Regions from separate parts of the Homo sapiens genome. Here region 1 is linked to region 2. The links are chromatin contacts, found by Hi-C or POLR2A ChIA-PET in ENCODE. All regions are on one chromosome and are shown on one strand. The core of a region is the stretch at or near the end of the contact, and the rest is flanking DNA. Distances in the headings are between cores, read along the strand shown.

What was found. Hi-C counts contacts between places; a loop is a spot of excess contacts on that map. ChIA-PET counts read pairs that join two places held with the same protein, here RNA polymerase II (POLR2A). Pooled maps may share reads with other maps.
Region 1: a loop to region 2 is called in a pooled map, with 15 times the contacts of the local background. The contact joins the promoter of METTL2A here to the promoter of PPM1D in region 2. A Hi-C loop is called at or near these places in 1 of 37 single-sample maps with no recorded cell type and 6 of 50 pooled maps. POLR2A ChIA-PET finds 5 or more read pairs at or near these places in 1 of 52 experiments (activated T-cell).

What each region holds. Positions count from the first base shown.
Region 1 is chr17:62,422,205-62,425,365 of GRCh38, reverse strand. METTL2A (methyltransferase 2A, tRNA N3-cytidine) reads right to left here and starts at 1,469. Exons shown (of 9, transcript NM_181725.4): 1 at 1,354-1,469; 2 at 1,056-1,147. The coding sequence starts at 1,463. RefSeq lists enhancers at 1,085-1,454, 1,206-1,736.
Region 2 is chr17:60,598,483-60,601,492 of GRCh38, reverse strand. It overlaps PPM1D (protein phosphatase, Mg2+/Mn2+ dependent 1D), which reads right to left and starts at 1,300. Exons shown (of 6, transcript NM_003620.4): 1 at 607-1,300. The coding sequence starts at 1,078. RefSeq lists enhancers at 1,181-1,230, 391-1,378, 1,379-2,367.

The DNA of each region.
Region 1 (3,161 bases), core at 220-2,719, 1.8 Mb before region 2:
GTTTTTAAGGTGATCATGACAGTCCCAGATTTCAGTTTACTGCTCTTGCCAATTCAGGGGGCCTTGACTAGTGTAGTAGAAAGAATAAAAACCTAACAAATTGAGCAGGACAGTGACAATGGAAGTTGGAATCCACTAAGAAGTGTGTTAACAACTCACAACTCACCTGCTGAATCAACCAAGACTCCCTAAGAAACAGGATTTTAGTTCCACTACTGCTACTACTGACTGCTTACCTCTGGGAAAAGCACTTAATGTCCTGTGGTCCAAGTGTCTTTAACTATAAAAAGAGAATATTGAACCACATGATTTTCAAAATCCCTTTCAACTATTAACTTGCTTTGATCTAGTTGCTGTCAAAATATGCAGGGTGAATGTTTTGTAACTGGAATCTTTTTGTTGTACAGAACTCTTTCAGCGGGTACTAAATTTGTAGTCCTATCTTCAATTGTCTGGAACAATCAGTCCTAGTTTTACTATCTAGGGATATTTTGCAGTGAAATCATCCACCTCTCAAGCAGGGGCCTCCTTTTCTTTGGCCAGACTTATCTCCACTCTGCTGCATCCACCTTTCCTTGACTAAAGCCCTAAATTCTCATAACCATCACACAAGTAATAGACACACAGTCACCAGTCACTAGCCCCCCTCCCAACAATATTTAGAATCTAATCACTTCAATGAAGCTTCAATGGAAAACATCTCCTCATGGAAAATGCAAATCAAGTAAAAAGTACAGGTTCTAAGATGATCGCGTGACCACACAGTTGTCATTGGCTAGCCATATCAACGTGGATCTACTAAACATAATTAAAGACAACATTACCCTCCTCCAAAGTAAAACTATATATAAAAAAACCCTCTACGACTTAAGATTTTGTTACAATGCAGCCCTTTTCTCTCCTTGCTCATCCCCTCCCTGTCCCGCTCTACTCCTGAGATCTGCATCAGGCCAGGAATAAAGGATCTGGGCGGCCGCGGTTCCCTGGCCTCTCCGGGAGGGCGCGTTCGGCAGTACGCTGGCTGTTGATACCAATGAGAGCCCATTTAAGCGCACCTTGTTTCTCCTGGCACACCCGCTGGATACTGTTCTCCTGGACTTTTCTCTCCGCCGCCGCGGCTTGCTCTTCCGACCACTCCACATTGTCCCTGAGAAAATCAAACGGGCAGCTTAGGGGCCTCACGTCCTGGCTGCGGGCAGGGTGAGTCGCTGGCCTAGGAGTTTCTCTCCCCTTGGAGAGTGCCTCGGGTAGGGCAGCTTGACTCGTGGCCGGCGGTCAGGGGCTTTTCGGAGTGCTCCGAGGCGGCGGGACAGAGGGTCAGCGACAGGCCGGGCGAAGGGGCAGAGTGATTACCAGGCATTGTGGTGGAAGACGCGCGCCGGATCTCTCAGGAACCGGCTTCCGAACTGCTGCCTCTTATCGGCGAGGACTGCAGGTGCACCTTCAGGGTAGGAGCCGGCCATGACACCGGAGCCGGAAACACTTTACTTTCCGTAACGTGAGAACTTCCTGCGGACCACGCCCTCTTTCAGAAGACGCGGAGTCTGGGCGGGAAAAAGGGTGGCGGGACAGGGCGGCACTGGAGTCTGGTCCGGGTGGCGCTCGGGAGCTGTCGTTTGGGGCTGTCCCAGGGTTGGCGAAGGGCTCTCTAGGAGAGGGGACCAGGCAGGGGGAAATTCTCCCCGGAGGAGTCGTTTCTCATTGATGAGGTGCTGATGGACGTGCAGGTTAGGCAGAAAGTGGGAGACATTCCACTTGAGACCCAGTTCAATGCTGGGATCCTCTTAACAGGTTCCCCAGCTTCCCTCAAGTTATAAAACAGGAAAAATCTTGAATCATTATAAGAGTTGAGGCTACCTAGTTCCACTGCGGAGCCGATGTCCAGAACTGAAGAAGGTAGCAAGCAGCGGGAAGAAACAGGGCAATTTCCAGCTTCTATATTCAGCTCTTAATAGTGTGGGTGTATATGTATACACAGTGTGTATATATATTTTGGTTGGGGTAGGGGGAGATGGAGATATGAAATTAGAGAACACGAGGCTTAGCAAATCAAATGGAATATCCAAGGACAATTTTTTTTTAAATTATAACCATCTAACCTTTTTGAATCATGCATATTTATTATAATTATCCTTATTAGCACAATTAAGATTGTAATACACACATACAAACAGTTTGTCATAGTAATACATTTCAGCCTTACATTTCTATTTCTAGATCTAACACAAATAGACTCTCAAAAGAATCTAGAAGAAAGTATGTTATAGACATAAGGTTATTTGAGAAGACTTCCAAGAGAAGCATGATGAATACCACTTGGAAAAGAAGGAAAGGGCAGAGACCAAACAAGGACCAGCCCAATACCTCTTGGACTTTATTTAATGTCATAATGTCAGAATAAAGGGAAAGATGAATTTTTTTAAAAAAGGAAAGGGTTAGTGCAGTGCTAGACATAGCACATGGGTAATTAGTACTTTTTTTTTTTTTTGAGACGGAGTCTTGCTCTGTTTCCCAGGCTAGAGTGCAGTAGCCGGATCTCAGCTCGTTATAACCTCCATGTTCTGGGCTCAGGTGGTTCTCCTGCCTCAGCCTCCTGAGTAGCCGGGATTACAGGTGCGCGCTACCACACTCAGCTAATTTTTGTATTTTTAGTAGAGATGGGGTTTCACCATGTTGCCTGGGCTGGTCCCAAACTCCTGACCTCAAATGATCTGCCCGCCTCGGTCTCCCAAAGTGTTGGGATTACAGGCGTGAGCCACCGCGCCCAGCCAGTAATTGTTTATTCCATTGTAAATTCTTTCTGTAGGTAAAACTACGGGGAGCAATGAATGATTCTATACTTTTTCCTCCAAAGAAATGGGAACAAGCTCTAAGCCTCTCTAATCAGGAAGAAAAATACACAAGTTAATAAAAAAAATAGTAAATAAGTTGTACTTCATTTGAAGACAATATGCTTTTGCCATTCTTGTGGTCTTCGGAAACATTTTGAACACAAGCTCCATACCCAGAAACAAGTACAAGGAATTTTTATCTTTTCTCAAGGCCAGCTGTTTGCAGATATGGTGGTTGATTTACATTTATTTCTGGCATCTTGTTTTCTCATCTATGGGCTTTTATTCTCCCCTCACTAAAAGCTGTTAGTGTTCCCAATCAACAGTCCC
Region 2 (3,010 bases), core at 51-2,550:
GGTTTATGATCCTAAAAACATCTCACCATCATTACAACGGAATTCCTTCCAAAACTTTAAGTTGCCGGATGGTTACGTTTCAGCCCTTCTAAATTAGCTTACGCTTTACTCCAGCAACCAACCCCAGCAATCCCGGGTCAATCTGGAGAACTGACACCACCGGTAGGAGGCAACCGAGAGGGATAAGACTTTCAGGAGCAGAATTATGACAGATTCTCTAAGGAAACACTACAGTTTTTCCTTCGCCTGGCCCAGGTGCAACATCGATTTATCTTTTGGCCAAAATCTGGCGCCAGGTTTCAAACACGTTTCCTCTGGTTGCCACCAAAGTGAAGCAGGGAAGGGAGTGGACTGCTTCCCATTGATCCTTGGAGGATGGAAATAAAGCAAGAATAGGCTGCAGGGAGACGGCAATCCTATCTTCCCCAAGGCCGCTTGGTTTGCCCGGACCTCCACCCAGCAAAGCGCTATTACAGCTTTTAGTCACTTCCATCAGTGTATACTTTGGTTGCGCTCTGGGTGCCGGGGGCCCACGCGGGGCTGGTGCCATAAAAGCCCTGAACTGCCTGAAAAAGGGGCGGGCGCCAAACAAGCCAGGGAACTTACCCAGTTTCTTCCACATGGCAAGGTGACAAGCGAGAAAGCCTTTGCGGATGGCAGCGCAAACCTTAGCCGGCTCGGACGAGGTGAAACCCTTCTGCTTCTTGATGAAACCCCACAAGTGCTCCCGGGCAAACTGTGCCGCCTCCCGCCCGCCGTGCCCGTCGCACACGGCGAAAAAGGCCACGGAGGAACGGCGGCGGCAGCAGCGGCTAGGTGCCGGCGAGGCCCCGGCGTCCGGGAGAGGGTCGCGAGCCTCTCGGGCTGCCACCGCTGGGCCTTTCCCCGAGACTTCGCCGCCGGGAAGGGCGGCCGGCGACGGCCGCGGAGGCAACGGCTGAGACAGCGACCGCCGCGGCGAGGGCTTTTCTTCAGCCGTCGGTTCGGGCTCCACAACGATTTGAGTAACGTCCTCCATGTACTTCCTCCCGCCCTGGTCGGAGAAGACGCTCACTCCCAGCGAGTACAGCCCCGCCATGGCCGGCTGGCCGGGATCCCGCCGGTCCCACGCAGCCCGCCGAATCCGGCGGCGGGAGACACACTAGGCGCTCGCCGGCCAACTATTGTTTATCTTCGACGACGCCGAGAAGGGGGAGGGGGCGGACCCGGAGAAGGGGGGGCGCGCGATGTCTGGACTTGTCCGCGAGAGCTGGGCCGGAGCGCCGGAGCGAGCAGAGCCAGGCAGTTGCGCCTGCGCACTGCGCTTCCCCCCACCGCCCGCGCCCACCACACAAATCAGGCGTTCTCCCCCGCTGACGTCACTCGGCTCTCTAAGCTCGACCAATCCGGAGTCGAGTGGAGCGAGCCCGCCCTCCGTCCCCGCCTTCGCTCCCGCCTGCGACGGCCGCGCTGCCTCCTCCCGCCGCTGGCGCTGGGCCCGCGCATCTCCTAGTTTGCTTCCCCTACGCCGCGGGCGTTTTCGCCCTCCGGGTTGTCGGCAGTTGTTGATCCTTTCCCGAGCGGCTTGGTCTGTGTAGGCTTTTGGCTCAGTCCAGCGTTCTTAATGCGGCCTGCTGGCCTTGGCGTCCCGCTGCTTGCTTTGCTAGGAAGGTGGTGTGGGCTCGGGCCCCCAGCGAGTGGAGAATGAAGGGAGAAGAGTTCACCCTCCTCCTAAGCGAAATGGCGGGAAACCTCCCTTCCAAAGGGCGATTGTGAGCTGGCCGGAACAAGTGCTGCACCCTTGAGCTGGATCTGGGTGGGACGTATTCGACTGGGAATGGAGGAGGGAGGGAGTCCAGTTCTGTTGTTTAAAAAGCACTTAGGAAATTTCCACCGTCAGCTGCACAGTCTCGGTTCACATAACTAGGTATGTCAGAGACGTAAGAGGGCTGTATTCTAACGAATTCCTAGGCAGATCTTTTCAGCTTTTGTTAAAGGTAGTGCTCGTTCCGACCAGCTCTGGATACAGCATTTTATTCCTGCGGTATCACTTCAAGTTATCACTTGAAAATAACTGACAAACACTGCCAAGAGCCCCAGTGCTCTAACGGTTTGGTGATCGTCCCCTCTCTTCACCGAGTCGGTCACAATCCCAACGCTAAAACCTTTGCACGGATTTTCATGGAGTTAAGCCGCAGAGCGAGGAATACACTAGTATTTGCTCAGTAGCATACGTTTTGTAGTTGAATCACTTTAAAGTTCACTTTTCCCGTTTTTGGCCATTTCTTCATCAATCTGTACTTTCCTGTAAAACCTTTGAGATTTTCAAATGGCCTAAAAACAGTATGGAAACGGGAATGGGGGGAATGTACATACAGTTGGCACAAGAAATAAAAATAGAAAAAATCTTTATATCAATAAAAATATAAATAAGCAAAATCAGCTCAAGAAAATGTAGAAAATCTGAATAGATCAACTAAGTAAAAATAAATACAATTGAAGATATTCATTACCCCAAAAAGCACTAGACCAGATGGTTCCAGGGCATGGAAACGCTTGAAAAAAAAAATCCCAGCTTGTTTGGAGAGGTAATCATAACCCTGTTAGTAAAACCTAAGCATTATGAACACTAAAAGGAAACCTACAGACCCTGTTTTGTAACGATGAATACAAAAATCCTAAATGAAATATTAGCATTGTAATTAGGGAGCAGCCTCCATATCACAAGAACGGTTTGTGTAGCTCTATATTATTCATCTTACCGTTCACCACGTTTGACCCAAGAGATTACCAAAAGATAATTCCATCATGCTTTATAATCCTTTCCACCTCAATCACAACCAGTAGGATCTGCGTCATCCGTTTATTGCTCTAGTATCTCCATGCTACTCTCTGCTTCAATTACTCTGATTCCATATCCCACTCTTCACCAAATATCCTAACCATTTCACTTCACACTTTTGATTTCAACATCTGCCATCAACCACTTCCCCTTTATTCTTAGCCTCTTCTGTAAATGTTCCCATCAACT